2 separate regions of the Homo sapiens genome follow, and region 1 is linked to region 2. The links are chromatin loops, found by intact Hi-C in ENCODE. Cell type or tissue: GM12878. All regions are shown on one strand.

Region 1 (4,000 bases), 110 kb after region 2:
TTGTATGGTTTGCTGCAAGGAATACATGAGTTATTCTTATGAAGTATCTAGCACACAATAGTTATTAAAGAAAAGTAGGTTCCTGTCCTTGTTTCTGGAAAGGCAGGGGTGGAGAGAGTGGGAGAACAAGAAGGGAAATAGAACACTTTTCTAAATGAAGGTCTATGTGGGATTGTGGTAGGATGACAGCTTAGAAAAGTCCCTCTTTCTTACACGACCATTTTAAAGCAACACACCTCACCTAAGCCAAGGAGGCTGTGGGGCTGGCAGAAAAGACGCTTTAATGGAATAAACTCTCTTTCAAAAGGTAATGAATAAATTTGAACTTTAATATACTATTTTAAAAACTAAGAATGAGAGAATCAAAGTTTATGCCAATTGTACATACATTTAAAATGCTTATTAAAAATTCTTTAGAAATCACCATCACACTAACATTTCCTGTAAACAAAGTTATTATACTCTACTGGATAGTTCAAACAAATCTCGTACCTGGGCAATAAAGATACTGGTCATCCACTCCGTCTGAGTTCGTGAACTATCACAACACAGGTGCCTGCAAAACGAGGTTTATAAACTATGTCATTCAAAAAGACAATTGACTGTTCTCTAGTGTATCTGCTGAGTGATTTGGTGATCAAAAATCTCTGGGTCTCTCCTGATTAATGACGTAATGCAATCACAAAAGTGGAACATTTCAGTACAAGTTGTTTTGGTCTTCTGCTAAATGTACAATACGAAGTTATAGTGTAAATATATTGGTTTAAACAAAATACAACTGAAGCCTTTGGTAAGTGCTGCAAAATGATGACCAATATTTTTCGGAAAGGCAGAAAGATTTATTTCATTTTGCCTTTTCAAGTACCTGATGGTAAAACACTGTATTCCACTAAAATTCTGAGCCTGAGAAGAAAAATATGTGCACATCCTCATAAGAGCAGATCTTTCTTTTTAAAAGGCTGAGACATAGTCTCCATCATTGTAATTGTAAACACTAATACCCACAGATTCATAAAAAATGAAACTACATGAAAAACCACTGCATATCCAATAACAGTGATTAAGTAACCTTTTATTGAAAGACTAACTAAAACAGAGACCTTGTCCTGAAGGCTCCTGTAGTCTATTAGGGGAGCTAAGCATATAGACAAATAAATTACAACACAGTGAGAAAAAGCAAAAATAAAACTGAGTGCAAACATAGAAACCACAGACTTGGGGATGAGGAGAGGGTTGTTCTTTATAAGAGGAAAATTTTATAATTGATATTGGAAAGATCTAATGGGCTTTTCAAAGTAATTGTATTCTTTACATTCCTGTATTATCAAAATAATTTACCTGAAAAATGTTGAAAATGAAATTTCTAAAAAATCTGTGTTTTCTTCATCAGCACCTCATGAAAACATTGTCTTTCCCTATTACCATGTCCAGGCCACAAACCATTCCTGCCACAAATCATTTTAATTCCGTACCCTTGTTTATAAAATACTGTAGGTGCAAAGAAGAAATAATGATCAGAGGTGAGAGCTATTAGATAAGGCTTTGGGGCATTTGAGCTATGATTTCAAAGAACATTGACAGTTGAGTTGGTTGAGTCATCAGGGGGAGAATGAAAGTATGACAGGAAGGAGAAGTGAAAAGTATGAACAAAGGTTTAGTAGAGGGACCATGTACATCACACATGCAGATCTGAAACAGCAAGGAATGCGTGGTGAATAAAGATAGATGATTGTTTTGTCATTAAGTGAAAAAGAAAAACTGTGGGAGATGAAGTTGGTGGAGTCATATATAGCCTTGCATGCCACGCAACAATTCTGTGCTTGATCCTATAGGTGAAAGAATTCACAGAAGTTTTAAAGCAGGAGAGAAACATGGTACAGCATAGAAAATACTCCTCAGTGGAGAGGTGGAGAATGTACGACAAAACAAAAGCAAAGAAGAGGCCTGAAGAGCACTTAGGACTCCTGGAATAATCCAGGCAGATCAATGAAGGCCAGGCCCTCAGGGTAGAGAGGTGTAGGTGGAGGAGGGGCACAAGGAAGAGGCAGATCTCGTGTGGCTCAGTGACCGATTAGACACAGGGAGGTGAAGAGAAGGAAACATCTAGTACAATCTCTAGAAATACTGATGGATACTGGTAACAGTATATGGCAAAAAGTACATATATAGAAATAGGGTTGAGAGCGGGATATATGTTTTTCTTAAATCTGATTTTAGCTAGTTCTTATTCTGTTTTAAAACTATCACCTACTTATCTCATAAAAGCTGAATTCCACACTCATAATAACTATGGAAGAAATCAGGCGTAGTTTCACTTCAGAGGCATTGCCAAATAGGATACATGGGACTTGAACCCTGATACAAATCTGTTTTCCTCTTCTTAGGCTCAAAGTCTTTACAAACAACCCTAATTTCACTTAGGCAAAACACTTTCCGTCTGTAGTTCTATCTGCAATTACTGAAATTATTCTTTTCCTGAAATTGTCACCAATATATTATGTCCAAAAGTTGTCAGCTGTTAACTTACCAGTGATGTTTCTCAGAATATGCGGTCAATCCCCAGCTGCATCACATAGAAAAAAAAACACACATAAATTAAAAATAATACATTTTACAAGACAGAAAACAGGATTAGATGTTAAGGAGATGAGATTTAATGGTGGGAATGCATAGACTTCCACAAGTGGTGATTCAATGTGTTGGACTTAGCTAGAGGTGAATGCTAAATGCTAAGGGATCTGGCTACACATTTATATAGAAGGAAGGAGGCTTGTGATGATATGGGGCAGAGAGGAGATGTCTCTGAGAAGATACTCTTAACTGAATAAGGCCAAATGTCTACGAAAATGACTGAAATAAGATAATATAGAGAGATGTACGGTTACTGGGGGAAATTAAAGAACATGCCTATTAAAACACAGGTATATGCTCTAGGCTTAGAAACTGAGTATGAAGGCAAAAGTGAAGAAATTTTCAGCAGCAAAATCTCAGAAGCAAGCACATATAAATGATGTTCATGATACTAAGTATTAGTGCAAACATTTATTAGCTAATCAAAGTAACCTGTGATAAGAAATTGTGGTGTAAATCAAATGCTGGGGTACATGAAGTGTTAAAGAGGCACGCAATCTGTAGGAGGCACCCACCTCCTCTAGCGCTTACATGCTATGATGGGTTTTCAGTACCAAAGTCAGCATAGTAAAAAGGGAAAATTACAGAGCCAGAACCAAAACATTGTAGAAGCCAAGCATCAGGAAGCTGGAGGGCAGCATTTGCTTTCCTGTGTTGTAGACTTGCCTGAGATGCCCTCAGGTTGTGATGTGACAGCTCAGGGAATGAGATGCAGAGGAAGCCATGTACTTCCCAGTAGACAGAGCCTCCCGGGATTTCTTACTTTACACAGAGAGATTGCAATCACCAAGGAGCTTGGTCTCAGTCTCAGTGGGAACATCGTCCCTCCTTATCTACTCATACAAGTTCCTTGATCTGCCATAAGAACCCTGTGACAGGGGAAGCAACTTAAAAAAAATAGCCTAAAACTTACTTTATAAAAAGTTAGACTAATGCCACTGATCCCTAAATCCTTAAATAGACATATTTTTCCCATAAGTTTTTCCTTTCAGCACTTCCCTTTCAAACTTTACCTTGTTGGAGGCTTCATTTTCTTTTTCACTCCACGATAAAACTTCATGGAACTGAGAGAAAACATCTTGTCATGTTTACTACTCTGTAAGGTAAAAAAATAATTTGTAATTAAATGGATTTACACATTTCCTTACATTTTCTTTGAGCATTAATGATTGGGTTTAGAATTGTTTAGTTTCTCAGTGTTTCATAAAACAAACATTTCATGAGTTTAGTAAATGAAGACTCTTTGGATTTACAATGAAGACTCTTAGGATTTACAATACAATCAATACATATTAATAATGTTGGATATATTCATGTTATATACTTGTACACATGTATATACAGACATGCACATGGCTCTATAATTCTT
Region 2 (4,000 bases):
AGATTGAGACCATCCTGGCCAACATGATGAAACCCCGTCTCTACTAAAAATACAAAAATTAGCTGGGCATGGTGGATCGTGCCTGTTATCCCAGCTACTCACAAGGCTGAGGCAGGAGAATCAACTGAACACAGGAGGCAGAAGTTGCAGTGAGCCGAGATTGAGCCACTGCACTCCAGCCTGGCAACATAGCGAGACTCCATCTCAAAAGAAAAATTAAAATAATAATAATAACCTGAGTTTATGAGATAAAAAGGTTAGAGAGAGATGACAAAACCCAGGCAACCTTTGTAATCTTATTACTAAAAAAAGAATAGAAATACACACACACACACACACACACACACACACACACACACACGTAATTGCAAAGGAACTGGATAATTCTAACATGTAAAAGCACATGTTAAATTCTGAATAAATAAATACAATAGTAAATGAAGGGTTTTACCTTTAAGACAAAGGGAATACAATGGTAGGGCACATAGGAAGGCTTGAGACTGAGAAATTATGGAGAGAAGGGCAAAATGAACACAGAATAGAGATAATAATGCAATAAGCATTTCCCAGACAGAGAATATGGCCAAGCTAGGCCAAGAAGGAGAACGTGCATTGATTGGGTATCATATCTGCAACTGCATACTTCAGTAGTTTGCTGTGATTAACTCTGTTAGTGTACTTTGTGTTCAACTGCTGATACTGGTGGCCGAAAATATAAATATGCCGAAAAACAAACTCACATATGACTTTCTGAAACTTCTTCTGTTATATTGATATCATTCCACTATTTACCAATCATGTACTATCTAATATGTTACAGTAACATTCTTTTTAGCAGAAGAGACTATCTCAACAGAGTAATAGAGGCTGTGACAGGAACAAGCAACCAGTGGTAGCAGAGAGTATTTGCCATTGTCAATGTAACTAAAGGAGAGATGAGCAAGAGTGGAGGGATTCCTGTTGGTGAGGAGTTCAAAGAACACAACAGTTCTCAAGAGTGTTTAAACTCCCGGCCCTAGATAATTCAAGGTCTATTCACAAAAATAGCAGTATTATAAAAACTTTCCTTCCCTTCTTGAATTTCTTCTTCCTGTTCCCAGTTCACCTTGAGGGAGGGAGAGAGTGATATTTAGATGAGAGAAAATTATTTTTGTAAAGTGAGAGAGAAAAAAGGTTAAATATCAAGGTGGAGAAAGAGAGAAGTAGCCATTTGTGTGTCCCTCCTGACTTCGATGCTTCCGTGTCCCCACCAAACAAGCTAGAGAAGGGAGGGATACTTAATTGTCAGCTATATGGCTTTGTATGATGACGGAGTGAGCCTGAAAACCACAGGATTGCCAGACAAAGGAAGATTCAGCACCATCCAATTAATTTAATGTATAATAGATAATGAAACTTGAGGTGCTTCATGCTGCAAGCCATTAGCCCTGAAGCATATACCTCAAAGATTAGTGTTGATAACAATCAAGCTGTCCAATTATCTGAATGGCATTTTGTTTTTGTTTTTTTGGTCCTTTTGTTTGTTTGTTTGTTTTGAGACGGAGTCTCACTCTGTCTCTCAGTCTGGAGTGCAGGGGTGCCATCTTGGCTCACCGCAACCTCCATCCCCCTGGGTTCAAGTTATTCTCCTGCCTCAGCCACCCGAGTGGCTGAGATTACAGGCATGCGCTACTAGGCTGGGCTAATTTTTGTATTTTTAGTAGAGATGGGGTTTCACCATGTTGGCCAGGCTGGTCTCAAACTGCTGACCTCAGGTGATCTGCCCACCTTGGCCTCCCAAAGTGCTGGGATTACAGGCATGAGCCACCACACCAGGCCACAGATACTCGAGGTTTACTTTAGGAAAAACAAAAACTAGATTTGATGTCTTTTTAAAAAGTTGGGACTATAGAGTCTAAAGCTGTTGCAGTGCCTTGGCCTCCCAAAGTGCTGGGATTACAGGTGTGAGCCACTGCGCCTGTCCCTGAGTAGCATTTTGTTAACAGACATAGAATAAACACATACACACACACACACACACACACACACTTTATTCTGTAAATTTTGTTTTCAGGAGACTATCCCTGTACTGTCCTACTTCATTCTTCAGATATATAGGCAAAGACTAAATTATAAAAATGCAGTTATATTATTATAGAAGAAAGATGGATACATCCAATACTATAAACAGGAAAAATATGTTAGATTTCATATGCCACTTATCTAAATGTACTAGTCAGGACAGTTTCTTTTGTAAGGCATGAAAACCTAACTCATTGAACAAAGGAGGTGGTGGGGGACTCCATCAACTCATAATAGGAAGTTCATAATTATACTAGTTTCAGGCATTGACTGAACCAGAGAATCAGAAGATACCTTCCAAAGTCTTACTGGTCTTATTCCCTCAGCACTGTTATTTTCTGTGTGGATTTTTTTCTTTGGCAAATAGGATTACATCAATCTTATAACTACTCATTCCAAGGGAATAGTGGTACCTATCTTTCAGTGGTTTCACCAAAACACCACAGAAGCATTCATCCATACTAGTTGTTTTGGTTTTATTTGCTTTCTCTTAAACTACTGCAGCCAGGAATGTACTGTTCTGACTGGCCATGGCTTAGTCATGTGCCCAGACTTATGGCATTGGGTCTGAACTACTCGGAACAAATTCATCATAAAGAAAGAAAATATCTATTACCAAAAGAAGGAAAGAGGAGAAATTCAAAGTGGCCAAACAGATAATTTTAGTCATCACAATGGCTATTAAAATAATGTCTTCAGAGTCATTTAACTGAGATTAGAAAATTGGGATAGATTTAAATGAATAGATGAGATATTGTATTGTGCACGTCTATAAATAACATATTTATCTTTATTGATAGGAAAATAGATGGGTAAATAAATATATACATAAATGGATAGACCATGGATGTTGACTTTTAAAAGGATATAGAGATATACTAAGATGATAGAATTCTCTAAAATATTAACAGATATTCTGTCTGGTGGTGAAATTATGAATAATCTATTTCCTTCTTTGTCCTTTTTGTCTCCATATTTAAGATATTGAATACACACATATATCAGAAAGTAATCTTTATAATCAGAAATAATCTTAAAATAAGTAAAAACTGCATTAAATCTGTCAAAATAATTTTCTGTCTCACGATGTTTACTATCTCAGTGAAAATGAAGTTTATTCTAGTGAAATCTAATGAGAGGAAACATTTGTTTATCAAAATGCTTGTAATCATAACCTCTTTTCTTCTTTTCTTCCCTGCACTTTCATTACTCTGCTTTTCCCCTCTCATAAATTCATAGGAAGTCATCACTAAAAGGGGCCTTTGGGGTATCTAGTCCCAGACCTTTATTTTGGAAATAATGGAACTCTAGTGCAGAAAAATGTGGGGACTTGCCATCAGTCAAAACAAACAAAAACAAAAACAAAAACAGAGTGGCAAAGTAAAACTATGTTCCTGGTCTGCCTGCTCTGAATCAGGTAACCCATTCATCAAATCTTTTTCTTATTCATTATTTCAACATGCATTAATTGTATCTAACATTTTCAGAATACTGTGCTAATTTACTGTAATATATACAAGGGCATATTTTGTCTGGTAGAGAATTATATATGTTCATATACAATATAAATATAACATCAGGTAAAAATTACTAAGTGTCTTAAGAGGAAATTTCTTTTTCTAGAAAGATGAGGATAAATCAGACCATGCAAACTGAAAACATAGTAGACTTCATAAAGCATATCTCTACATAAAAAGTACAATATGTTTTCCTTCAGATGTGTATTATGCAACATGTTCCTTAATGTGTATGTTCAACGTGGGTTACAAATATTTATTAGCTATTTTCAAGCCATACCTCAACTAGGAATCTTCCAGTCAATCTCCCAATTAGGGTTTCAGGGACACCAAACACAATTGGCCATGTGGTAGGAGTTCCCTTTTCAGTAATTAGAGAATATATTATTAATCATTTTATTCCATCAAAGAATTTAAACCAA

Evidence for each region. Hi-C counts contacts between places; a loop is a spot of excess contacts. Peaks named below come from ENCODE experiments on the same cell type or tissue, not always from the same donor. Only the 100,000 strongest peaks of a DNase experiment are listed, where the experiment ranks them.
Region 1: it touches region 2 in a loop (7-fold over the local background); 1 of 110 quality-filtered maps calls a loop at or near these places.

What each region holds. Positions count from the first base shown.
Region 1 is chr4:36,079,724-36,083,723 of GRCh38, forward strand. It overlaps ARAP2 (ArfGAP with RhoGAP domain, ankyrin repeat and PH domain 2), which reads right to left. Exons shown (of 33, transcript NM_015230.4): 29 at 3,645-3,727; 30 at 2,528-2,563; 31 at 493-556. Among named protein-coding and RNA genes, the nearest start is that of ARAP2, 160 kb to the right of the region's middle. RefSeq lists an enhancer at 1,898-1,947. In GM12878, no CTCF peak of the experiment used is centred here; a DNase peak (open chromatin) is centred at 1,658; H3K27ac peaks cover 888 bases.
Region 2 is chr4:35,968,205-35,972,204 of GRCh38, forward strand. It overlaps LOC105374397 (a long non-coding RNA gene), which reads right to left. Exons shown (of 3, transcript XR_925191.3): 1 at 3,859-4,000. Among named protein-coding and RNA genes, the nearest start is that of ARAP2, 270 kb to the right of the region's middle. In GM12878, no CTCF peak of the experiment used is centred here; no DNase peak of the experiment used is centred here.